Regions from separate parts of the Homo sapiens genome. Here region 1 is linked to region 2. A link is a loop called in an ENCODE intact Hi-C map of the cell type or tissue named here. Cell type or tissue: B cell. All regions are shown on one strand.

The links. A loop is a pair of places that touch in the nucleus more often than their neighbours do. Peaks named below come from ENCODE experiments on the same cell type or tissue, not always from the same donor. Only the 100,000 strongest peaks of a DNase experiment are listed, where the experiment ranks them.
Region 1: a loop joins it to region 2, with 14 times the contacts of the local background. A loop is called at or near these places in 4 of 110 quality-filtered maps.

What each region holds. Positions count from the first base shown.
Region 1 is chr1:110,827,119-110,835,118 of GRCh38, forward strand. No RefSeq gene overlaps it. Among named protein-coding and RNA genes, the nearest start is that of CD53, 42 kb to the right of the region's middle. In B cell, CTCF peaks have their summits at 3,047 (motif pointing left) and 3,246; a DNase peak (open chromatin) is centred at 3,023.
Region 2 is chr1:110,615,960-110,623,959 of GRCh38, forward strand. It overlaps a transcript of KCNA2 not described here. Among named protein-coding and RNA genes, the nearest start is that of KCNA2, 14 kb to the left of the region's middle. In B cell, CTCF peaks have their summits at 163, 3,551 (motif pointing right) and 3,755; DNase peaks (open chromatin) are centred at 3,117 and 3,602; H3K4me3 peaks cover 1,270 bases; H3K27ac peaks cover 703 bases; H3K27me3 peaks cover 301 bases.

The DNA.
Region 1 (8,000 bases), 210 kb after region 2:
TTGAGAACTATCACACAATGTGGTGAATATAGTTAATAACAGCATATTGTACTTTTCAACACTGCTGAGTAAATTTCAAGCATTTTCACTACAAAAATAATAAGTATATGAGGAGATGGATATGTTAATTTGATTGATTTAATTATTCCATATTGTATTCATAAATCATAACATCACTTTGTACCCATAAATACATATAACAATTAATTGCCTATTTATAATACATTTCATTAAAAAGGAGGTCAAGCAATCACAAGGCCCATGATCCCTCTGAAACTCTGGGTAGAATCTTTTATTGCTTCTTCCTAGCTTCTCGTGGTGATCAGCAATCCTTGGAACTCCTTGGCTTGCAGCTGCATCACTTCAGTTTTTGCTGCTGTTGTCACATGGCGCTCTCCCTGTATGTCTTTCCCTTCACACAGCATTTTCCTCTTCTTATAAGGACACCAGTCATATTATAGTAGGAAACCCTACAACCTCATCTTAACTTTGTTACATCTGCAAAGACGCTATTTCTAAATAAGGCCACATTCACAGGTATCACAGGTAGGGGTTGGGATTTAAACATGTCTTTTTGGGTGACACAGTTCAACTCACAATAATGAGTAAGGGACCTTACTTTGGCATGATGAAAATGGTTAATTTTATGTTGCGTTAATTTCACCTCAATAAGTTATTATTTAAAGAATCATCTGTGCATATTAATAATTATAGTAAACATAGATAAAATAAACTTTACAACTAAAAGATGGAGACTGTTGCTTTTTTAAAAAGCCAGATACATACTATTTACAGACACATGCTTAAATTCCCAAGATACAATAAGGTTACAAATAAAGTGGTGAAAAAATTCTAAGAAAATACTAATCAGAAGCAAACTAGTTTAGCCATGTTAATACCAGACAAATAAACTTTAAAGCAAAACCCATGATTAGGGATAAAGAGAATACCTGTATAAAGTGAAAATGCTTTACTTAATTGACTATGCAGTGTGTTAAATTCAAAAGGCATGTATATCATTTGAAGTATTTTTAAAATGTAGACTCAAAATTACATAAAGCAAAAATTATTAGAATTACAGGAAGAAACTGACACAACAAATACAGTAAACATAATTCTTTAGTAATTACTCATTCATATACAACAAAAATTAGCAAAAAGATTAATCAGACATCCAAATTAGTGAGCTTGATCTTATGAATATATTTATAGCTATATTTATACTTATATCTATAGCTACAAATGTTAACCTTATCCAAAAGTACAGAGTATATATTCTTAACAAGTATACATAGAACTTTTTGAAAATTGGCCATATATGCTAAGCCATGAAACAATGCTCAACAAATTTTGAAGAATGAATGACGAAGAGAGTACAATCTCTGAGTAAAAGTTAATTAGACCAGAAATCAATAACAAAATGATAATTCCAAACAAATAAAACATGAATCCAAAATGTAAACCCTACATCTGAGAAATGTAAATGTCAAAGAAAAATAACAAAATGGAAATTACAAAAGCAGAACTAAACAATAATGAAAATACATTTCAAAACTGTGGACTGCAGCTAACCTTGTATTTACAGAAAAAATAGCATAGTTCTCAATGTTCATGTCACAGAATGAGGTGTGAGTTAATGAGCTAGGTGTTCAAATAAAAAAGATTGAGATAAAAATGAAAAAAGCAAATAGAATAGAATAAAGGAAAGAAAGAGGAGAGCTAAACTTAAAAATAGAGACCTTTGATGCAAATAATGGTGAGCTAGGTGATTCAGATAAACCAAACCCTCCTACTACTAGCAACTAAAAAAGTTGTAAAAAATAAGATTAGATGTGCCAAAGAGCTAACGAGTTAGTAAAGAATTATGGACCAGAAACTTTACATTAAAAACTTAAGCACACAATTGAGAGAATATGAAAAAGTTCTAAATAAATGAAAGTATTCATTTATGTTTATGGATTGAAAATCCGGGTATTATCAAAAATGTACATTCTTTTCAAACTGATCAACAGATTTTGATGCAATCTCAATGAAAATCCCAAAAGTTTTGTGTGTGCATAAATTGACAAAACATTTGTAAAAATAAACTATAGTGTTCAGGGATGCTTTTATGATAAAACTATATATAGAGAAAGGTAATTAGTTGTTTGCTATAACATCCTAGATAGTGGTTATCTTTGAGGATAAAGAGCATTGTCGGTAGTCAAAACAACACTCAAAACATATGCAGAGACTCCAGATACTGAAATTAATGGACATAGTCTAAAAAGATTACACTTATGTTCAAGGAAATAAAAGCTAAGATTGAAAATTTGGCAGTGTAGTAAAAACCGTGATATGTTACACAGAAGGATTGAAAAATAAGAAAACTGTAGATTAAAAGTACAGTAATCAAAATTTAAAATTTAAAAGGACTGGTTTAACAATAGAACTAAAAGGGGAATAAGAACATTGAAACTTGGGCCAAGCACTGGAATATTTCCCAAAGCCAACAACCCATTCTCTGATTCTTTAGACACCAGCTGGCTGGTGTTCAACAACTCAGTTCAATTCTGACACCACCCAGAGTTAGTGCAGACCCCACAGCTTAAGTACTTAGTCTCACAAAACTGTTTCTCACTTCAGATGCTAATTGCAAATTCCAGGACACCCATACTTCTAAACAACTGGCTATAAATTTAGGATTCCCATGATCTGCTCCCCACTGTCTGCCCCTGTGTTTGATAATCTGCTGGAACAGTTCACAGAACTCAAAAAGGTATTTTACTTATGTTTACCAGTTTACCATAAAAGATACAACGCAGGAACACCAAATGGATACATAGGGCAAGGTATAGGGAGAGGGGTGTGTGGAGCATCCATGATCTTTCTGGGTAGGCCATTGTCCCAGCACTTCGATGTGTTCACTAACCAAATCTCATCGTTCAAAAGCCTTTAGTAGAGCTCAATCTTCAGCTCCCCACTCCCTTTCCCTCCCTAGAGGTTGATAGGTGAGGCTGAAAATTCCAACCCTCAAGTCACTTGACCTTTCTGGTGACCAGTGCCATCTAGAGGCTATCTAGGGGTACTACCCTAAGTCACCTCAATAGTATAAACTCAGGTATGATAGATAGGGGCTTGTTCTGAATAACAAACAACACTCTTAACACTCAGGAAATCCCAAGGTTTTAAAAGCACTGTGCCAGGAACTGGGGACAAAGACTAAATATGTTTCTTATTATGCCACAAGCACAGAGTCAAAAATTGGAAAATATAGGAGAAGGTAAAAGACATGCATATAATGGAGAGGTATATTGAATGTTTCACTGGCATTTCAGAAAGGATAGAGAAAATCGAAAGAAAATATATTTTAAATAGGAAATAGAAACTTAAAAACAGAGGAAAAAAGTAGTTCTGCGTCCCTTTAGTTGTCTGAAGAGGACGGTAAAGGAAATGATCCATGTTAGAAATGGATAATTCAAGAACGTTGTAATTTCTAGGTGCGTTAGTCCCTTTTGCATTGCTATAAAGAAATACCTGGGACTGGGTAATTTATAAAGAAAATAGATTTATTTGGCTCACTGTTCTGCAGGCTGTACAAGCATGGCGACAGCATCTGCTCAGCTTATGGGGAGGCCTCAGGAAGCTTACAATCATGGTGGACAGTGAAGGGAGAGCTGGCATATCACATGGAGAGAGAGGGAGCAAGAGAGAGAGAACAAGAGAGATGCCAGGCTCCTTTATCAACCAACTCTCACATGAACAAACAGAGTGGGAACTCACTCATTACTGCAAGGACAGCATTAAGCCATTCATGTGGAATCTGCCTCCATGATCCAAACACCTCCCACTAGGCCCACCTCCAACATTAGAGGTCACATTTCATCATGGGATTTGGAAGGGACAAAACATCCAAACCATATGACTAGGTTTGCCTCTAAAAGAATAAAAAATGTCACAGCTAATATATGGCAGAAATGAAATCATTTAAAAAATGAAACGTCACCTCATACCCACTAGAATGGCTATATTTTAAAATACAGGTAATAAGTGTTTGCAAAGATGTACAGAAATGAGAGCCCTCAAACACTGCTGAAAGGAATGCATTTGGTTCAGCTGCTTTGGAAAACAGTCTTACAGTTCCACACACAGGTAAACGTAGAGTTACTATAGGATCCAGCAATTCCTCTGTTAGGTATATACCCAAGAAGATTGAAAGCATATATTTCCACACCAAAAAAATACACAAATATTCATAGCAGCCTTAGTCAAAATAGCCGAAAAGTGAAACAACCCAAATTCCCCGAGTGGATAAACAAAATGTGGTATGTCTATATGGTGGAATATTATTCATCCATTAAAAAAGGAAGTATTCGAAGGTGATTCAACACAGATAAACCTTTAAAACATTATGCTAAGTAAAAAAATCAGTCACCAGATATTGTGTCATTCCATTAATTTCAAATGTCCAGAATAGGCAAATCTATAGACACAGAAAATAGATTAATGATTGCCTAGGGCTTGGAGGGAGTCAGGTATAGAGGATGAAGTAATGGCTACAATGTGTGGGGTTTATTTTTGGGGTAATAAAAATGTTCTACAAATGACTGTGGCAACATATACACGACTCTATGAATGTACTAAAAGCCATTGAATTGTACACTTTATATGAATAAACATATGGTATGTAAATTGTATCTAGATAAAACTTAAAAATGAATCTAAGCAAAAACAAAATCAGAAGAAAAAACAAAATCAGGAGTAAAAACATGGAATAGATGGGAAAAATAAAAATTACATCCTAAACATATATATTCAATGAAAATAAATTAAATTTTCCAATTTGAGATATTTTCAGGCTTGATAGAAGAACAAAACGGAACTATATGTTGTTTTAAAGTCATAAATAAAATTTAAAAAATTTTAAAAGATCAAAAGTTAAAGGATGAAAAACTATGTAACCTTTGAACACTAACCAAATCAAGGAGATACGGCCATATTAATAAAATCATGTGGCACGTAATGTTTTAGTCAACAACAAACCACATATGTGATGGTGACCCCACAAGATGATAATGCCATATTTTTGCTATACATTTCCAAAGTATAAAATACTTTTGTACTTTGAATACAAAATATTTTTCAGAGTATTTGCAAAGTATTTCAAGGTATTTGCAAAACACACACTTTGCAAATTTTTTATTTTAAAATATTACTATTGTATTTATCATTGATTTTTACTGTGCCTTTAACTCTTAAAATATTACATTAAATTATCTTAAAAGTTTTAAAATTCTTTTTGCTTAATAAAAATCATATGTACTTATGATATCTAGCATGTTTTGATATAGGTATATATTGTAAAATGGTTAATCAGTCTAATTAATATGTGCTTAGATACATTTAGGTACACAAATACTTACCTTTGTGTTACAGTTGCCTACAGTATTCAGTATAGTAACAGGCTGTACAGGTTTGTAGCCTACAACAATAGGCTATATACCATATTTCCTAGGTACGTAGTAGGCTATACGATCTAGGTTTGTATACATATGCTGATGTTTACACAATGACAAAATTGTATAATGGTGCATTTTTCAGAATATGTCCTCAGTGTTAAACAACACATGAATGTATAAGAAAAATAGAAATAAATATTACTAGAGAAAAGGAGAGTTATATCATAATAACAAAATTCACCAGTTAGGAAATTTGTAAATTTGTATGAATGGAATAGTATAGCCTAAATCTGAATAAAACAAAACAAAAACAAAGACAAAAATGAGAGAATTAGAGGAAATAGAATATTCCACACTGACAGTGGGATGATTTAAGGCACTCTTTCAGTAACTTAGATTCGTTTTTTCAATTAAATTTTAATTTTGAGATCATTGTAGATTCACATGCAGTTGTAAAAAATTACACAGAGAGATTCCCTGTACACTTTATATAGTTCCCTCCAATGGTAACATTTTGTAAAACTATAGTGCAATATCACAACCAAAATATTGGCTTTGATACAGTCAAGATAAAAATTATTTTTTATCAAGGCAAGAATTCCTCATGCTGCCCTTTTTATAGCTACACTCTCTTCCCTGCAACTCTCAACCCTTTTCTTTGGCCTTAACCCCTGGCAACCACTAATTCATTCTCTAGTCTATAACTCTGCCATTTAAAGAATGTTATATCATTAGAAGACTTCATATTTTCTCTGAAATTTATTGTCATCTGTGAGAAAACTGGTTTCTACCTGTTAATTATGTGAAAAATGGCTTAGTGTCATGCCAAATCACTGTAAGAGATTAACACTTTATAAGGACTTTATATGTTTGATGTGTTTTAAATCTAATGCAGCTGAGTCTATATGAATTTTGCCTCCTTTTAAGCTAGTTTTGCAGGGCATCTGCTTGGAATAGACCATTTGGCAGTTTGGGTTACGAACATACTTGAGCATACCACTTCATTGCTTTGATAAAAAATGATGGAAATGCCAGCTATTTCTGTCAACCTAGAATGACATTTATCCACATGTTTAATAGTGCTTAGGAAATTTGTGAGGACTTTTTTTATTATTGTACTTTAAGTTCTAGGGTACATGTGCACAACGTGCAGGTTTGTTACATATGTATACATGTGCCATGTTGGTGTGCTGCACCCATTAGCTTCTCGTTTACATTAGGTATTTCTCCTAATGCTATCCCTCCCCCCTCACCCCACCCCATGACAGGCCTCCGTGTGTGATGTTCCCCTTCCTGTGTCCAAATGTTCTCATTGTTCAATTCCCACCTATGAGTGAGAACATGTGGTGTTTGGTTTTCTGTCCTTGCAATAGTTTGCTCAGAATGATGGTTTCCAGCTTCATCCATGTCCCTGCAAAGGACATGAACGTATCCTTTTTTATGGCTGCATAGTATTCCATGGTGTATATGTACCATATTTTCTTAATCCAGTTTATCACTGATGGACATTTGGGTTGGTTCCAAGTCTTTGCTATTGTGAATAGTGCCATAATAAACATACGTGTGCATGTGTCTTTATAGCAGCATGATTTATAATCCTTTGGGTATATACCCAGTAATGGGATGGCTGGGTCAAATGGTATTTCTAGTTCTAGATCCTTGAGGAATCGCCACACTGTCTTCCACAATGGTTGAACTAGTTAACAGTCCCACCAACAGTGTAAAAGTGTTCCTATTTCTCCACATCCTCTCCAGCACCTGTTGTTTCCTGACTTTTTAATGATCGCCATTCTAACTGGTATGAGATGGAATCTCATTGTGGTTTCGATCTGCATTTCTCTGACGGCCAGTGATGATGAGCATTTTTCATGTGTCTGTTGGCTGCATAAATGTCTTCTTTTGAGAAGTGTCTGTTTGTATCCTTCACCCACTTTTTGATGGGGTTGTTTGACTTTTTCTTGTAAATTTGTTTAAGTTCTTTGTAGGTTCTGGATATTAGCCCTTTGTCAGATGGGTAGATTGTAAAAATTTTCTCCCATTCTGTAGGTTGCCTGTTCACTCTGATGGTAGTTTATTTTGCTGTGCAGAAGCTCTTTAGTTTAATTAGATCCCATTTGTCAATTTTCCCTTTTGTTGCCATTGCTTTTGGTGTTTTAGTCATGAAGTCCTTGCCCATGCCTATGTATTGAATGGTAATGCCTAGGTTTTCTTCTAAGGTTTTTATGGTTTTAGGTCTAATATTTAAGTCTTTATTCCATCTTGAATTAATTTTTGTATGAGGTGTAAAGAAGGGATCCAGTTTCAGCTTTCTACATGTAGCTAGCCAGTTTTCCCAGCACCATTTATTAAATAGGGAATCCTTTCCCCATTTCTTGTTTTTGTCAAGTTCAAAATCACTCAACTACATGGAAACTGAACAACCTGCTCCTGAATGACTACTGGGTACATAACGAAATGAAGGCAGAAATAAAGATGTTCTTTGAAACCAATGAGAACAAAGACACAACATACCAGAATCTCTGGGACATGTTTAAAGCAGTATGTAGAGGGAAATTTATAGCA
Region 2 (8,000 bases):
AGGGACGTGCCTAAGGAAGTGGAAACCAGATGGGAGGAGAAAAGAGCCTCACCAATTCAGAAAAAGAGAGACCTGAGTTTCTTTCTGCCTTGAGGATGTGGTATAGGGCTCTCCAGGGGTCTTTGGACCTGGGCAGAGCCATGCTTTAAGGGTTCTGCATGCCTCAAAGGAATTCCTCTCTTCTCTGAACTCTGGCCATTAGAATCTGCTGGGTTAAATCAGGGACTCTGTAACCTGCAGATCCCCAAGTCAGCCTGGAGAGATGGGGCATCTGTAGCCCCTGGCCCAGGCTTCACTTCCTGAGATGATGAGGGGCTGGCAATGCAGCCCCACCCCCACCCCCACCACCCAGGTTCATCTAGTCAGGGTCAGGGGCCGTGGCAGTTGTCAGGTCAGCTCTGTGGGACAGCGGGGTAGAGGGTGGAAGTCAGAATGTGGAGTGACTTCATAGGGGGCTGCGCATCACTTCCCTTCTCTTCCAGCTGCACCTTTCCAAAGTCCAGGAGCTTTCAGGAAATAAGAAAAAGTTCTTTCTTTAAGAAACATGGGACCCCAGAGTTAGATCATAAATAAGCCAGCATGGTTCCTAAGGAAAAAACAACAGAGCCTGGGAACAACCGAGCCAGGGTCTAACTGAAACTCTCCAGGCTATGTGAGAAGGATAATTCCTAACAGAGGCAGGTGCTATGTTCACTCCCATTCAACAGTTACAGAAACAAGCTTGGTGAGGCTGAGTGGCTTGCCTGTAGCCACATAGCCAGCAGCTGGGTGCAAAAGGCAGGAGCTGAGTCATGGTCTGTCCTCTAGCCCCGGCTCTAAACCAGGCATCGAGCCAAGCACTGTGGGGGACACACAGAGCGTGGCACAGAGGAGGTGCTTGATAAATACTAGTTCCTTCCCTAGAAGGATGGATAAGGAAGCAGAATTGTCAACAATTGACTCTAACCCAAGGCAGAATGAATTGGCTTAAATTGAAGAATAAAGTACAAAAGCACCTAAGAAGAGGAAAGCCTTCACCAAGGATGGAAATTGAGAGATGTCTTTACGGAGGAGCAGAATGTCCAAAGACCCCGAAAGAGGTGTTGAAGTGAAGCTTGGGCATTCTTCATGGGCAATCTGCATGCCTCACTGCCTGCTTCATTCATTCACTCCCTGGAGAAGGGCTCTCTGCAACAGCCTATCTCACACTGTGTGAGGAGGGATTTTGAGGATTTTGTTCTCTCCTGTACCCCCAGTGCCTGGAGCACACTGGGAGCTTAATACATATTTGTGAGCTAAATACCCAAATGGGTGAGTGGATTCCAGGAAAAAGGCACAACAGGGACAGACCAGAGAAGCAGCCTCACCTGTGCCAGGGACTCTGCGCCAGATGGAGTGCCAGGAGCGAGCAGTGTGGGAGGACATGGTAAAATGAGAGGTCGATGGGGGAAGACTGAGAAAGGCCTTGAAGTCATGCTGAGGAGTTCAGGTTGTCCTGTAGGTGATAGGGAGCCATTGAGAGTTCTGAGTGGGAGAGACAGGATCCAATCTATGTTTCAGAAAGATAACTTGGGAAATGTGGAGTATAGTGGAAAGGATGGGTCTAAGAGCAGAGGCAGGAAACTGGTAAGGAGGAGGTTGCTTCCCCTCAGAGATGTCAAGGGTCTGGACTCAGGCCATTTGTTCAATAGGTGAACGGTAGAAGGGATGAAGGCAGTGATGAAGAGAAAAGCACCAAAAGGGAGACATTACAGGGAGTGTAGGATTCAGTGATCAGCGAGATGGGAGAGGGAGAGAGAGTGTGGAGGGGCCGCCACAGGGCTTCAGAGAGGTGGTGTGCGAAGTGCATGTGCACCTGTGTGTGTGCACTCATGCATGTGTCGAGGGATGGAGCTCACATGGTGGGCAGTTCTGACATACATGGGGGTTTGTGGGGCTGCTCTGATGGGCCTGTTCCTTGTCAACAGGGCAGATGGCAATGCTGGCCTGATGCTCAGGAGAGAGGTAGAGGGTAGGGAATGGAGAGTTGAAAGTCATCATCATGGAGGGGTCATTGAAGCCAAGGGTGAGAATGAGATCCCCCAGGATGAGAATGTAGATGGAGTGAGAAGAGCAGAGAGGGCCTGGGTGCGGCGGCTCATGCCTGTAATCCCAGCATTTTGGGAGGCCAAAGCAGGAGGATTGCTTGAGGCCAGGAGTTTGAAACCAGCTTGTGCAACATAGTGAGACCCTGTCTCTACAAAAAATAATTTAAAAAAATTATCTGGGCATGATGGCACCCACCTGTAGTCTTAGCTACTTGGGAGCCTGAGGTGGGAGGATCACTTGAGTCCAAGAGTTCGAGGTTACAGTGAGGTATGATCGTGCCACTGCACTCCTGGCTGACATGTGAGTGACCTGTCAGTGTGTGAGAAAAGGCATTTTATCCTCTTTTAATTCCTCTCTGGAGAGTGGAGCCTAGAACCCTGACTGCCTCTGACCTTGCCGTCCAGTTAGGGTGTGGCCCTGGAATGTGGCTGCCTTCCCTCAGTTCTTTCCCTGTGGAATTGCTGCTCTGTGTGGGCTTCCTTTCCTTTCGGAGGTAGGATGAGGCAGCTTGGGTGGCCCTCAGATGGGAAAAAGACCCAGGAGAGCCACGAAAGGAACATAAGGAGAGGATGGAGAGGGTAGAGAGCCCTGCTCAGGTGCACCGAACATCATGACTTAGAGTCTAATTGGCAGCTCAAACATGGCACATCCCAAACCAAATTCTTGCTTCCTTCCCATGCCCCCACACCTGAACCCCCATCCCTCTGAGTAGCACCACTCCTCCCTCATCCAGTTGCTCAGGCCCAAACCCCGGGACACAGCCTTTGGCTAATCCAACAGGGATTCCTATGGCCTCTGCCTTCAGACCATCTTCTGAACCAGATGTCTTATCTCTTCCGGCAGGCGAAGCAAACCTGGCCCCAGATGCTCTACTCTCACCTGGGCTCCTCACAGGCCTCCCTGTTCCTATTCATGCCCTCGCAGAAGCCAGAGTGATTTTATAAACAACATAAATCGAGTTGTTTTATGCCTTTGTTCAAAGTCCAGTAGTTGTTCACTACTCTCAGAACTAAGCCTGAAGTCCTATGGCCCAGAAGGCTCTGTACCGTCTGTCCCCTGGACACCTTTCTGACTTCATTTCCAACCACCCTCTGCAGCTGCCTCCTTCCTGGTCTCCACACCCAAAGAATGCATCCCTGTGGCCTGGCTGTCCCCACTCCCTGGGAGACTGTACCCCCAAACATGCTCATGACTTGCTCTGCTTACACATTACTTTATGTAATTCCTTTATGGGGCCTCTGCTTACACATTACTTCCTAGGAGATGCCTGGCACACACTAGGAAAACGAATGAATGCATGTATGATAATACCGGTTTTAACCTTGTGCCTGGCACATAGGAAGTTCTTACAAGGTCTCCTGTCTCGGCTATGAAATCTGCTCCCACTCCCAAGGGTATGGCTGGTTCTTTGTAAAGGAGGCCCCTCCTACACATACAAGGTGGAAATCAGCTCTGCAGAAAAGACAGACGCACGAGCTGCCACTGGCCGCCAGGGGGCGCCACATGCAGCGGTATCTGCACACTGTGGCTCGGGCGGCAATGCGGCAATCTGGGAGGGCTGCGGCCGTCAACGCCCACGCAGCAGGGAGAGACCGGGAGTGGACAGCCACAGGCAGGGCTTCTTAACCAGCCGCGCCTGGCTCCCTGCGCATCCCGTATCCCGGGTCCTAAGAGATAAAAGGTCAGGGGAGATTTTGAGGGTTTGATATTTTTCGCCACCTATTTGTTAAGCCCTTAAACCCCAGCACTTTCAGTCACCTGAGGTCACCTCTCTGACAACACCTCCCCTTCCGCATTCTAAAAATACAAAACCCAGAAACAGAAGCTTTAGTGTGGTTAAGTAACATACACTCTCTGCCTGACAAACTCCTCAGCCCTCCCCTGGACAGCTCCCAGTCTCTCCAAGCCGACTTAACGTCCTAGGAGACCACCTCTCCCTGTTCACGTGCCCTGTAGCAAATGCTGCTGTGAACTGCGATTGTGTGAGCTTCCTGAGAGCAGCTTAATGAGAGAGAGAGAGCGAGAGCGAGAGAGAGAGAGAGAGAGAGAGAGAGAGAGAGAGTGAGTGAGAGAGAGAGAGAGAAATTTGGTGGGTAAGACTTCTCAGCCCCCAGACCAAATTGGATATCCCTAACATACCCCTGTCCTCACACATCCCGGCCTCTCCTTTCAGACCCTCTCTTCTCCTTTCCCTCTGTGTGAACCATGTCAGGCAGGTTAGCCTTGGAGGCTCTCAGTGTAGACAGTGTCTTAGAGATCCCCTCACTCTTCTTGGGTGCACCCGGCAAACACGGGTTCCAGGAACTCACTGATCACCGCCCCATCCACAGCCCAGGTCTTCCTGTTGTTTTGTGGTCTACTGTGATTGGTGGGAACGTCTGCCCACCGTAGCCAGCAAACTCTGTCTCCCAGGCATGGCTGCCCATCGTCTCACCTGTCTTTCCCATTGCGCCTTCTCGGAGGTGAAGGCTGTGCTGTTAAGAACCCCACTTGGCAGAAGGCCAGAGAGGAGGGCTGGGCAGGGCAGGGTAGGGCATGAACAGTGAGCTGTTGGTCTAGGCAGGGCATGAATTGATGGTGAGCTGTTGGCCTAACCAACAGATGGTCTGAGGTGAGGATGCAGGGTGGAGAGAGTGCTAGGGTCAAGGTAGCATTTGAAGTGGGTAAAGTCGGTCATCTAGGTGCTCCTGTCATCCACATAGCTCCTGAGTTTTGTTCATTATCACTGAAAGTTCCTTTTAAAATATCCTTCCCACACACCCCCAGCGGCCCCGTGTGTTGGATCATCTTGCCTGCAAAACAAACTGCTCTTATTATGTAATGATGAGTGAGTGCGTCTATCCACCGTTAACAACCTGAACATTTGTAACAACCAACATAGCTTCTGGCTGGCGTGAGAGGCTGTGGACTGCCTCACTCTCACTAAAGTGTGAGAATTCAGCCCCAAGTAGAGTCACTTGACATTCTGTTTTGCCTGGGCAGGCTTGTCACATGTAATAGTGTGACTTTCTCTCAGGCTTCTTGAAATTCTAAAATAACTGAAGCGCCTCCATATGACCCTCTTGGACAACCAATCTCTGGGGATTCCTGGGTGCGGATACTGGCTTTGGTGTCTGACTTGCTCTGTCCTGCAGAGTCCCACTCCTTGTTTGCTGGGTGGGTAAGTGTTCATTAGCTAATATTTTTAACGGTTTCCATAAAAAATGGATTAGTGTGCTAATTTTAACCATAGCTTCACATGGCATAATGCCTTAGCCCAATAAAATACATAAAATTGTATATACAGCCTGATTATAACTTCATTAAAAAGCAACAACAAGGGGTAGGATTTCTAGCCATGGCAGAGTGAAGATAAAATTATATGCTTATATTAGAAAAGAAGATCTTACATCAATGACCTCGTTTCCAACTTAAGAAACTAGAAAAAGGAGAGCAAGTGAAACCCAAAATGAGCAGAAGGAAGGAAATAATAAAGATTAGAATGGAAATTGATAAAACAGAGAACAATAGATAAAATCAATGAAATCAAAACTGGTACTTTAAGAAGATTAATAAAATAGATAAGTATCTAGCCAGTCTAACCAGAAAAAAAGAGAAATAACCAATATCAGAAATGAGAGAGATGACATTACTATTATTAACTCTACAGACCTCAAAAGGACAATGAGGGAAATTCTAAACAACTCTATGACAATAAATTGGACAACTTGGTTGAAATGGAGAAATTCCGTGAGAGACATAAACTACCAAACCTCACACAAAGGAAACAAATAACCCAGTACCCCATAGTTATTTAAAAAATAAATATGTAGTTTAAAACCTGCTTAGTTTTAACTAATTTTCTTGGTTAAAAACAAAGAAAATTCCAGGTTCAGATGCTAAACTGACTAATGCTACCAAATGTTTAAGGAAGAAATAATTCTACACAAATTCTTTTAGAAAATGGAAAAGATAATACTTTTCAATCCATTATGTGAGGCCAGCATTACACTTATACCAAAACCAGACAAAAACATCACCAGTAAAGAAAACTACAGGACAATATGCTTCATGAACATAGACGTACAAACCGAATAAAGACGTATGAAATCAAATACAAAATAATAAGAAAAGAATAATACATCATGACCAAATGGAGTTTGTCATAGAAATTCAAGGTTGGTTTAACTTTAAGAAATCAATGTAATTCACCATATGAAAAATATGAAAAAGCAAAACCACATGATTATCTTAATAGACAGAGAAAAATGTTTGAAAATATTCAGTATTCACTTGTGATAACATCTTTCAGCAAACTAGGAATAAAGGGAGTTTTTTTGACCTAATAAAATACATCTATAAAAAAACCTGTAGCCAACATTATACTTAATGATGAAAGACGGAATGCTTTCCTTCTAAAATCAAGAAGACAAGGATTTCTGCTTTCACCATTTCTATTTAAGATTCTATTGGAGCTTGTACCCAGCACAATAAGGTAAGGAAAAGAAATAAATGGCATCTAGATTGTAAAGGAAGAAGCAAAATTATCTTTATTCACAGGTGGCATGGTTATTTATGTAGAAAATCCAATGGAATCTACCAAAAGAGCTACTAGAATTCATAAGTGAGTTTAGAGAGATGTCACAATACAAGATCAATGTACAAAAATCAATCATTTTTCTAAATACAACAAACAATTATAAATTGAGATTTAAAAACCCCATTTACAATAGCATTAAAATATAAGATACTTAGGGACAAATCTGAGAAAGGATGTGAAAGACCTATACACTGAAAATTCTGAAACATTAATGGTAGAAATGAAAGACCTAAATAATTGGAAAAATAGACTGCATTCCAAGGTCAGAAGATAATATTGTCAAGACATCACTTCTTCTTAAATTAATCCACATATTCAATAGAATCTCAATAAAAATCTTGGCAGAATTTTTAACAGAAATTGACAAATTGAGCTATACAATACTGCAAGGAACCTAGAATAACCAAAGCAATTTTGAGAAAGAACAAGATTAGAGGGCTAATACTATATTATTTCAAGACTTACTACAAGGCTGCAGTAATAAAAACAATGTGGTATTGGTGTCAAGATAGACAAATAGATCAATGGAGTAGTAAAGAAAGTCCAGAAATTGATTCACACGTATATGGACAATTGATTTTTGATAAAGATGCAAAGGTAGAAAGAAGTCTTTCAACAAATGGCGCTCGAACAACTGAACAGCTATATGCAACATGAACACATGTACATAGACCTTTTCCTAATGTCATAAACAAAAATCAGCTCAAAATGGATCATTAGACCTAACCAAAAGAGCTAAAACTATATAATTTCTAGAAAAAACAGAAAATGTTTTGACCTTGTGACCTTCGGTTACTCAAAGATTTCTTAGATATGACGCTAAAGAAGCATGATGTATAAAAGAACAAATTGATAAATTAAACCTCGCTGAATTAAAAACGTTTGCATTTCAAAGACACCATTAAGAAAATGAAAACATAGATCCAAGCTAGGAAAACATATTAGCAAATCCTACAAAAAATTACTTTTTGTAGAGACAAGGTCTCACCATGTTGCATAAGCTGGTTTCAAACTCCTGGCCTCAAGCAATCCTCCCGCTTTGGACTCCCAAAATCCTGGGATTACAGGCATGAGCCACTGCACCTGGCCCTCTCTGCTCTTCTCACTCCATCTAACAAGGAACTCACATGCAGAATATATGAAGAATTTCTATAACTCAGTAAAAAAGAAAAACAAATTTAAAAATGGGCAAGATAACTGAATAGGCATCTCACCAAAGAACATATACTAATGGATAATAAGCACATGAAAAGATATTCCCATCATTAGTCATTATGAAATACAAATTTAAAGCATAATGATCAGAACAGTGAAGCCAAAAAAAAAAAAAGAGAAGCACAAAAAGATATCACTA